2 separate regions of the Homo sapiens genome follow, and region 2 is linked to region 1. The links are chromatin loops, found by intact Hi-C in ENCODE. Cell type or tissue: Calu3. All regions are shown on one strand. Links, peaks and the distances in the headings refer to the core of each region. The heading gives the core; the rest is flanking DNA. Region 1 overlaps CPM (carboxypeptidase M). Region 2 has its middle 43 kb from the start of CPSF6.

Region 1 (4,269 bases), core at 1-4,000:
CTTTAACATTGGAGATAATGATGAAATAGAATTCAGGGTACTAGTAATGAGTAGTTGGCAGAAGACACCAAAAAAAAAAAAAAAAAAAAAAAAAAGTCATGGTACCCTTTAAAAAAAGGCAGCAAATTTCTTCTTGGCTAGAAGCAGTTACACTTTAATAGAACAGATTTGACTTTTTTGACAGTCACATGACAGTGATTTTGGATGGCCTCAGGGACTTGAACAACACCTACGTATCAGTGTGTGCTGCAGCTGAATCAAGGCTCCAGTCAACCTGCGGTCTGCCTACCCTCAAAGATAGAAAAAGGAAGAACAATTTGCATTTGAAGAAATGTCTGAAAATCTTCATATTCCAGTTTGACCCTCATTCGTCATCCCCTAATAACCCAAAGATTCACTTTCTTTTTTTTTAAATTGAAGTCTCCCTCTGTTGCCCAGGCTGGAGTGCAGTGGCACCAGTTCGGCTCACTGCAACTTTCATCTCCCGGGTTCAAGCGATTCTCCTGCCTCAGCACCCCAAGTAGCTGGGATTACAGGTGCCCACCACCACACCTGGCTAATTTTTGTATTTTTAGTAGAGATGGGTTTCACCACGTTGGCCAGGCTGGTCTCGAACTCCTGATCTCAAGTGATCCGCCCACCTTGGCCTCCCAAAGTGCTGGGATTACAGGCCCAAAGACTCACTTTCATATGACTCTTACCTAAACCTAAAGATGGTTCTTCCAGCTATGGAAGCCTGGGGTATGCGAATATCACTGTTACTGGGCAAACACAGACCATGCTTATGTATGGAATTTATATTCAAAGGAAAACCCCTCCCACCAGCCAAATAAAAGCGTGCTTTAGCTTGTATATGTCTTTACAATATTTTGTCTACATACCACCAAACCTTTTACTTAAGAGGGAAGTAATTGTTTTACCAGAAAATGTGATTTATTTCTATATGCTGAAGTTGAAACATTGAAAAAAAGACTGGTAGACCCTAAGAGACGCAGAGAGAGCCAACACTATATTAAAAAAAAAAAAAGGAAAATTTGAAAAATGCTCAGATACAATACAAATGAGAAGACATAAAATCTGAGATATAAATTCTGTGGCCAGATGGGGAGATACATGGGAGAAATGTAAAGCTCTTTTTCCCTTGGAAATGGATTAGAGCTTCATGAATGAAAAGTCTTGGCTGGGCAAGCACTAGAATTCTGCATCTGTTGGCCACAATTTAGAGTCGGAGCTGGGACAGTACTTAGGAGACTGCTTGTTTGTGCCCATGTCCCCACCGCATGGTCACAGTTGCCTCCTATTTTGGATGTGATAACAGATCCACATCTGTGGCTCACAGGCTTCTGGAACTCAGCACATACCAGATTCTTTTATGCCCAGGTTGCTTAGGTTTCTGGATGCTGTGAGCCATTCCCTTGCTCTCTAGGTTCAGATCTGCTTTGAGGAGTCCAGGGGAAAGACAGGGCCGCAGCAGGCAGGTAACACCGTGTCTGGCTCATCTTTGCTTCTCCTCAGAGACCGGGACAAGCAAGACATTTTAAGCCTCTAGAATTCAGACTTGCCCTCCTTTGCTACTTTGGTTTTAATGTCTGCCGACACCCTCATCTCAACTTGAACCTAGTAAATCATCCTCTAAGCAGGACAACACAGCACCAAGGGGCCCGAGTTTCAGTTGAGGTCTGCAGTGAGTTCTAATTGAAGGAATAACACCACTGAAGCCTTAGAACAGGCTGGTGGGAGGCAAGGCTGATGCTATTACTCTCAACTTTCTGTTGACTACACTGAGATTCAGACAAGTGCTTGCTCAAGATTGCAAACATCGCCAGATGACAAAACAGCTTGGGCTCTACCTAAGCCTCTACCCTCTTGGCAAGGCCCTTCCACTAAAGCAGAAGGCCTTTCCTTCCCAGACAAGGTGGCTCAGAGACTTCCAGATGGGTCAAAACCTCAGAAACTCAGAAGCATCCTAGCAATTGGTAAAATGGAACCAGTAAATGCAATGCAGTTTGACGAATATCAATAATGTCTTTAAACCAGAGCAATACCAATAAAGGGGTGTTTGCTGCCATTCTTCACAAACAAAATATTCATTAGTTTCTTATTGGGCACTAGTAGGGAGAGAACCTTTCTATTAAGTAGTAATAACCACACTGTATTGGTATTTTGAAATATGGTTTCATTATTAAACCATGTTATGCATCTGTCTTAAACCACAAGGGGGCAGGGTTGATGTGCCAATATATGTATTTTTTGAGTGAGTTGTTTGCATCTGATTATAGAGACAGGCAGATACACATTCTTTATAAAACCTAATGCAAATGGGCTGGGCATGGTGGCTCATGCCTGTAATCCCAGCACTCTGGGAGGCCGAGGCCGGCGGATCACCTGAGGTCAGGAGTTCAAGACCAGCCTGGGCAATATGGTGAAACCCTGTCTCTACAAAAATACAAAATTAGCCGGGCATGATGGTGGGTGTCTGTAATTCCAGCAAATTGGGAGGCTGAGTGGGAGAATCACATGAACCTGGGAGGCGGAGGTTACAGTGAGCCGAGATCATCACACCATTGCACTCCAGCCTAGATGACAGAGCGAGACTCCGTCTCAAAAACAAAAAAACAAAACCTAGTGCAAATGGACTGGTAAGCCTTCCAAATTATTAAAAATAATAATAGGTATACTGCAATTTATATTGCCCTTTCCCTGGCAATATTACATCAACATGATACTTCAAAGCCCACCTTAATTCAGTGCTTGGTAAATAATCTTTACAGCTAGATTGAGGTTCTGAAAATAGTAGTGCAGTTACACAGAGCATATTTGATGTTCACTTGCACGCCCATACCCATGTTGATACTGGTGAAGAATGAATTTCAGAAAAGGATAGGCAGAGCCAGTCACGGTGGCTCACACCTGGGATCCCAGCACTTTGGGAGGCTGAGGCAGAAGGATCGCTTGAGCCCAGGAGTTTGGGACTCACCTGGACAACATAGCAAGATTCTGTCTCTATATAAAATTGTTTAAAAAATTAGCTGGATGTGGTGCTGTGCACCTGTAGTCCTACTTACTTGGGACACTGAGGCAGAAGGATCACTTGAGCCCAGGAGTTCAAGGTACAGTGGGCAATGACTGTGCCACTGTACTCCAGCCTGGGTGACAGAGTGAGACCCTGTCTCTAAAATGATGATAATGATAATAATAGTAATAGATTAACAAACTAAAGGATCAATAGAGGTAGAAATATAATAGAAATGTTAGACTAATACATGACATGCCTCATGAGGAAAATCTAGTGGAGAAAGAATTACCAGAATACTAAGCAAGAGAGAACCCAAGACAACGTTTGATGACATAATGAAGAAGGTGAAAGTCCCAATAATAAGTTTATAATCTTTATTAAGATGCTGGTGAGAAAGAACGATATTTCATAACATCCCCTATCACAGGGAGTCAACCTAGTCCATGAACGACTCAGCCAGTTAGACATAGCCCTGTGAGTTTACCAGTAATCTTTGTGTACTTCTCTTCAGGTCAGGGCATGGAGGCTGGGGATACAGGTATGAAAGAGGGCAGGGGCATCCCTTTTAGGGATGTGTGCCGAGGAAGGGTCCTAATCATCCTTGCACTCAGCCCTCTGGCCCTGTGCTACCTTCCCTCATCCTTCTCCATCTTCTTTGTAGCAGGAGGAAAGCTTTGCTGTGAATCATGCAGAAAATTCCGGGAATTATGCAGTTATGCAGTAGGCCCATGCAGCAAACCTTTTCAACACCCACACACACCCACACACACACACACTCACACTCTCTCTCTCTCTCTCTCCATGTGGTATCATAGCTATTATGCCAATTCCTGATATGTTTCTCTCCCCAAGCCATTCTGAATGGAGAAAGATAACTTCACCTCTGTAAATATAGAAGAGCCTTCCACACCTTGCCCAAAGAGACACCACCTGGTTAATAAACTTGAACTGTACAAGATTCCATCATCATCTCTAGCAGTGTGTTTCTCTAGTGCAATGGCTTTCTAAGTATAGCCGCTGGACCAGCAGCATCAGCATCACGTGGTAAGGTGGTCCAAACAGAAACTCCGGGTTGGGGCCTGGCAATCTGTTTTAGCAAGCGCTCCCGGTGAGTCCACTGCACGTTTGAAAGCTATCACTCTCTGCCACATTTAGTCTGTCTATCTGTGATAAGGGCCAGCCAGCCTTCAGCAAACAGGCTGGCAAGATTTCTAGCACCAGGACATCTGGCAGAGTTCGGAGGTGAGAGGGGT
Region 2 (4,537 bases), core at 276-4,275, 330 kb after region 1:
GCTGCATTCCCAGATGACTGGGCATTCTAAGTCACAGAATGAAATAGGAGATCATTACAAGATACAGATCATAAAGACCTTGCTGATGAAATAGATTATAGTAAAGAAGCTGGCCAAAACCCACCAAACCAAGATGGTGACAAAAGTGATTTCTGGTTGTCTTCACTGCTACACTCCCACCAGTGCCATGACAGTTTACAAATGTCATGGCAACATCAGGAAGTTACCCTATACTGTCTAAAAGGGGAGGCATGAATAATCCACCCCTTGTTTAGCATATAATCAAGAAATAACCATAAAAATGGGCAACCACCAGCCCTCAAGGCTGCTCTGTTTGTGGAGTAGCCATTCTTTATTCCTTTATTTTCTTGTAAGCTTGCTTTCACTTTACCATATGGATTTGCCTCGAATTCTTTCTTGTGCAAGATCCAAGAACTCTCTCTTGGGGTCTGGATCGGGACCCTTTTCTGGTAACATATACAGAAAAAGTGAAACAGAAGTATGTATTTAACTAAGAAAATTTCTGATAAGCACTATTTCTCTTACTATTATTTAGTAATAAATTCATATTAATAATCAATTATTTATTTTAAATATTAAATTTATTTGTATGTCAGATGTGTCAACAAAAAGAGTCAAACTCTGTAAAATATTTGAAGATATTTATTCTGAGTAAAATGTGAGTGACCAATGGCCCGTGACATAGCCCCAGGAAAGCCTAACAACATATGCCCAAAGTGGTCAGGCTGCAGCATGGTTTTTATACATCTTAGCAAGACAGTTTGAGCTTAAGAGATCTATCCACCTCGGTTTCTCAAAGTGCTGGGATGACAGGCATGCCCCACCGCGCCTGGCCTCAGGTTTGCTTTATGCCGTTGGCCAAGAGAAGGGGTCCATTCAATTGGTTAGGGGGCTTAGGAATTTATTTTTGATTTACAGATATTTTATTTTTCTGGCAATTAACATCTGTTTAAAATGAGGTTCCTAATTGCTATCCTGGTAAGCTTACTTTTGAGGAAGAAGCTCAGAATGATGTTCTGGTATATTCCTATTTTCTATTTTTCTTTCCATTCACTCCCTCACATTGCCCCCTCATTTGAGATTAATTTCAAAATTAATCAAAATTTATCTAAATTCTATGATCAAGTAGCTGTTGACAAAACGAGTCAAACTCTGTAAAATATTTTTAGAGATTTATTCTGAGCCAAAGATGAGTGACCATGGCCTGTAACACAGCCCTCGAGAGCTCCTGAGAACATGTGCCCAAGGTGGTTGGGGTACATCTTGGTTTTATATATTTTAGGGAGGCATGAGACATCAATCAAATACATTTATGAAATACATTGGTTTGGTTCATAAAGGTGGGACAAATAAAAGCTGGGAGGGCAGTGCTTCCAGTCTATAGGTAAATTTAAACATTTTCTCATTGACAATTGGTTGAGTTTGTCAAAGACCTGGGATGATAGAAGGGAAATGATCAGGTTAAGATAAAAGATTGTGGAGACCAAGGTTCTTTTGAAGTCTTATAGTGGCTGCCCTTAGAGACAATAGATGACAAATGTTTCCTATTCAGATCTTTAAAAGGTGCAAGACTTTTAGTTAATCTTTTCAGGATTGGGAGGGCTTGGAAGAAAAAGATCTAGCTATGTTAATAGAGATTCTTTACAGATACAGATTTTCCCCCACAAAGAACGGCTTTGCAGGGCCATTTCAAGATATGGCAGAGAAACATGTTTTGGGGTAAAATATTTTGATTTTCTTCCTTGTTATACCCAAGTCAGATTGGAAAGTAAGTCACAATATACATGGTTAAATAAAACCCATCTGATGAGAACTGATAGTTTGTAGGGCATGATGCCCCAGACCCCTTAGATAGGAATGTGGGCAAGATTTGAAAAATCAGAGCTCAGTCCTAGTAGCAATGGAAAAAAGTGATGTTTCCAGGTCTGAAAACCTGATATTGACCTTCTGGCCTGTGGTAGCACATCCAATCTAAGGCAAGCTCCCTCCATGATTTATTCATATGATTTAAGGTTTCCTAGGAATTGCCATTACTGAGAAGTTAGGAGTTTCTGTTATTTTTTTCTATCTAAAAACTTCTATGATGGAGTATTTATAAGGAGGAGATTTTCACTAAAGAATAACATTCAGTTTTAGATGATTTAGATTTAGATTTTAGATGATGTCATTTGTTTAGTAACATGAATCAGCACAAGAATCAGTCTGGACATCATACAGAGAATAAGAAAATGAGCTGTTTTCCCCATATAGGAACATCGTGCCAACAGGACCACAATCTTTTCATGGCTGATACCTGATGGTTGAGTAAAGTGTCTAAAGGCATAGCCTGATTATTTCTAAATTAAATGGAATTTATATTATTTTATGTTTCAAGGACTCTGATGGATTCTTTTCAAGTTGTTTTTGATTGATCTATCATTTGAGAAGGACAATTTTATACACTTCTGGGCTTCTGGCCAACATTTTGACAAGCTGACAACAATTCAAATTTGACTTTGGCATTAGTTTCTAAGAAGACTTTCCTTGCTCTAACTCTAAATGCACCCTACGTCTCTCACTGCCCTCTGTTGGCTGGAACAAGAGGTGCTGGCTCAGGTGGAATTGCTTTATCGGTAACCTAAGATCTGTTTCTAGTGGTAAATGTGCAAGACACTTTGCTCATTAGAGGTTACCCTCCAGAATAGTTTGACCTTAAGTATCTTAAATTTAATCTACATTTTAGCAGATGTAAGAATAATTGGCATCCATCGTGTATAATAATATGGTGGTGTGTGAAGACTATAGACTTTGCAGACAGACATCCTGTTACTGTATGTAACAAGTGATAATTCATCCCTAACTCTTCCCTTACTCAGCTTACCTGGGTCATTGCAGAAAGGAAAGAAACAGTGTTTGCAAAGCACCTTACATAGTTTCTAGGAGAGATGTAGTGCTTAATAAATGTTGATCTTCCTCTCTACCCTCACTCATGCTCCCTCATGTACCCACACAAATATTTCTAGGCGTATTAACCCATCTTGCATTGCTATAAAGGAATACTTTGAGGCTGGGTAATTGATAAAGAAAAGTGGTTTATTTGGCTTATGCTTCTGCAGGCTGTACAAGCATGCCATCAGCATCTGACAGGCTTCTGATGAGGCTTCATGAAGCTTTCACTTGCAGCAGAAGGCAAGGGGAACCAGTGTGTCACATGGTAAGAAAAGGAGCAAGAGCGAGAGAAGTGGTGCCAGATTCTTCTTAACAATCAGATCTCGCATGAACTAATAGAGTAAGAACTTGCTCATTGCCAGGGAGAGGGTACCAAGCCATTCATAAGGGATCCTCCTCTGTGACCCAAACACCTCCCAGTAGGCCTCACCGCCAACACTGGGAATCACATTTCAAATGAGACTTGAAGGGGACAAATATCCCAACTATGCCACTAGGGATGAGTCCATAGCAAAACACCTGTAGATGTGTTATTTCATCTCACAACAATCTCCCATCCTGGCAAACGAGTAGTAGAAGCCACACTCCACACAACATTGATTCAAAATTTTGTTTGCCCACATCACACTGGTTCTCCTTCATAGAATTATAAAGTGTGATATCCTTCTACCACCACCATTATTTCTTCCACCTAACACTCTTTTTCATTTTCCTTGGTGCAAAGAACTGAATGTGTTGCAGTCCATTCAATTAACCCAAAATCATATGTTGAAATTCTCATCTTTGATGGGATGGTATGAGATGATGGGGCCCTTGGGAAGCATTTAGAATGAAGCCCTCATGAATGGGATTAGTAACCTTCTAAAATGGACCCAAGAGAGCTCTCTCATTTTCTTTCTGCCATGTGAAGACACAAAGAGAAGAATACCATCTAGGAACCAGGAAGCAGGCCCTCACCAGACACAAAGTAAGTCTTCTGGCACCTTGATCTTGAACTTCTCAGTTTCCAGAGCAGTGAGAAACTGGGTTGTTCAAACCACCCAGTTCGCGGTATTCTATTGTAGCGGCCCAAATGGACTAAGACACTAGGATAAAAAAAGTATTTGTTAACTGCTCATTTTTCATAGTTGGATGCCATTAAATATTGTTTAACATGGATAAAATTAGAAATAGAGGAGATTGGCTGGGCACAGTAACTCATGCCTGTAATCCCAGCACTTTGGGAGGCCGAGGTGGGTGGATCACAAGGTCAGGAGTTCAAGACCAGCCTGGCCAATATGATGAAACCCCATCTCTACTAAAAATACAAAAATTAGCCTGGTGTGGTGGCAGGCACCCACAGTCCCAGCTACTCGGGAGGCTGAGGCTGAAGAATTGCTTGAACCTGGGAGGCAGAGGTTGCAGTGAGCTGAGATCGTGCCACTGCACTCCAGCCTGGACAACAGAGTGAGATTCAGTCTCAAAAAAATAAGAAAAAGAAAAGAAAAGAAAAAAAGAAATGGAGATTATGTAGAGGTAACAATTAGGGAAAAATAAAAACAGAAATAGTCAAAAGTGGTTACCCAATGGGAGTGGTATTTGAAATGGG

What was found. Peaks named below come from ENCODE experiments on the same cell type or tissue, not always from the same donor. Only the 100,000 strongest peaks of a DNase experiment are listed, where the experiment ranks them.
Region 2: a loop joins it to region 1, with 13 times the contacts of the local background. A loop is called at or near these places in 3 of 110 quality-filtered maps.

Annotation. Positions count from the first base shown.
Region 1 is chr12:68,861,842-68,866,110 of GRCh38, forward strand. All of the region lies in intron 7 of CPM (carboxypeptidase M), which reads right to left. Among named protein-coding and RNA genes, the nearest start is that of MDM2, 56 kb to the left of the region's middle. In Calu3, for the core only: no CTCF peak of the experiment used is centred there; a DNase peak (open chromatin) is centred at 2,250.
Region 2 is chr12:69,194,283-69,198,819 of GRCh38, forward strand. No RefSeq gene overlaps it. Among named protein-coding and RNA genes, the nearest start is that of CPSF6, 43 kb to the right of the region's middle. In Calu3, for the core only: a CTCF peak has its summit at 2,613 (motif pointing left); a DNase peak (open chromatin) is centred at 2,599.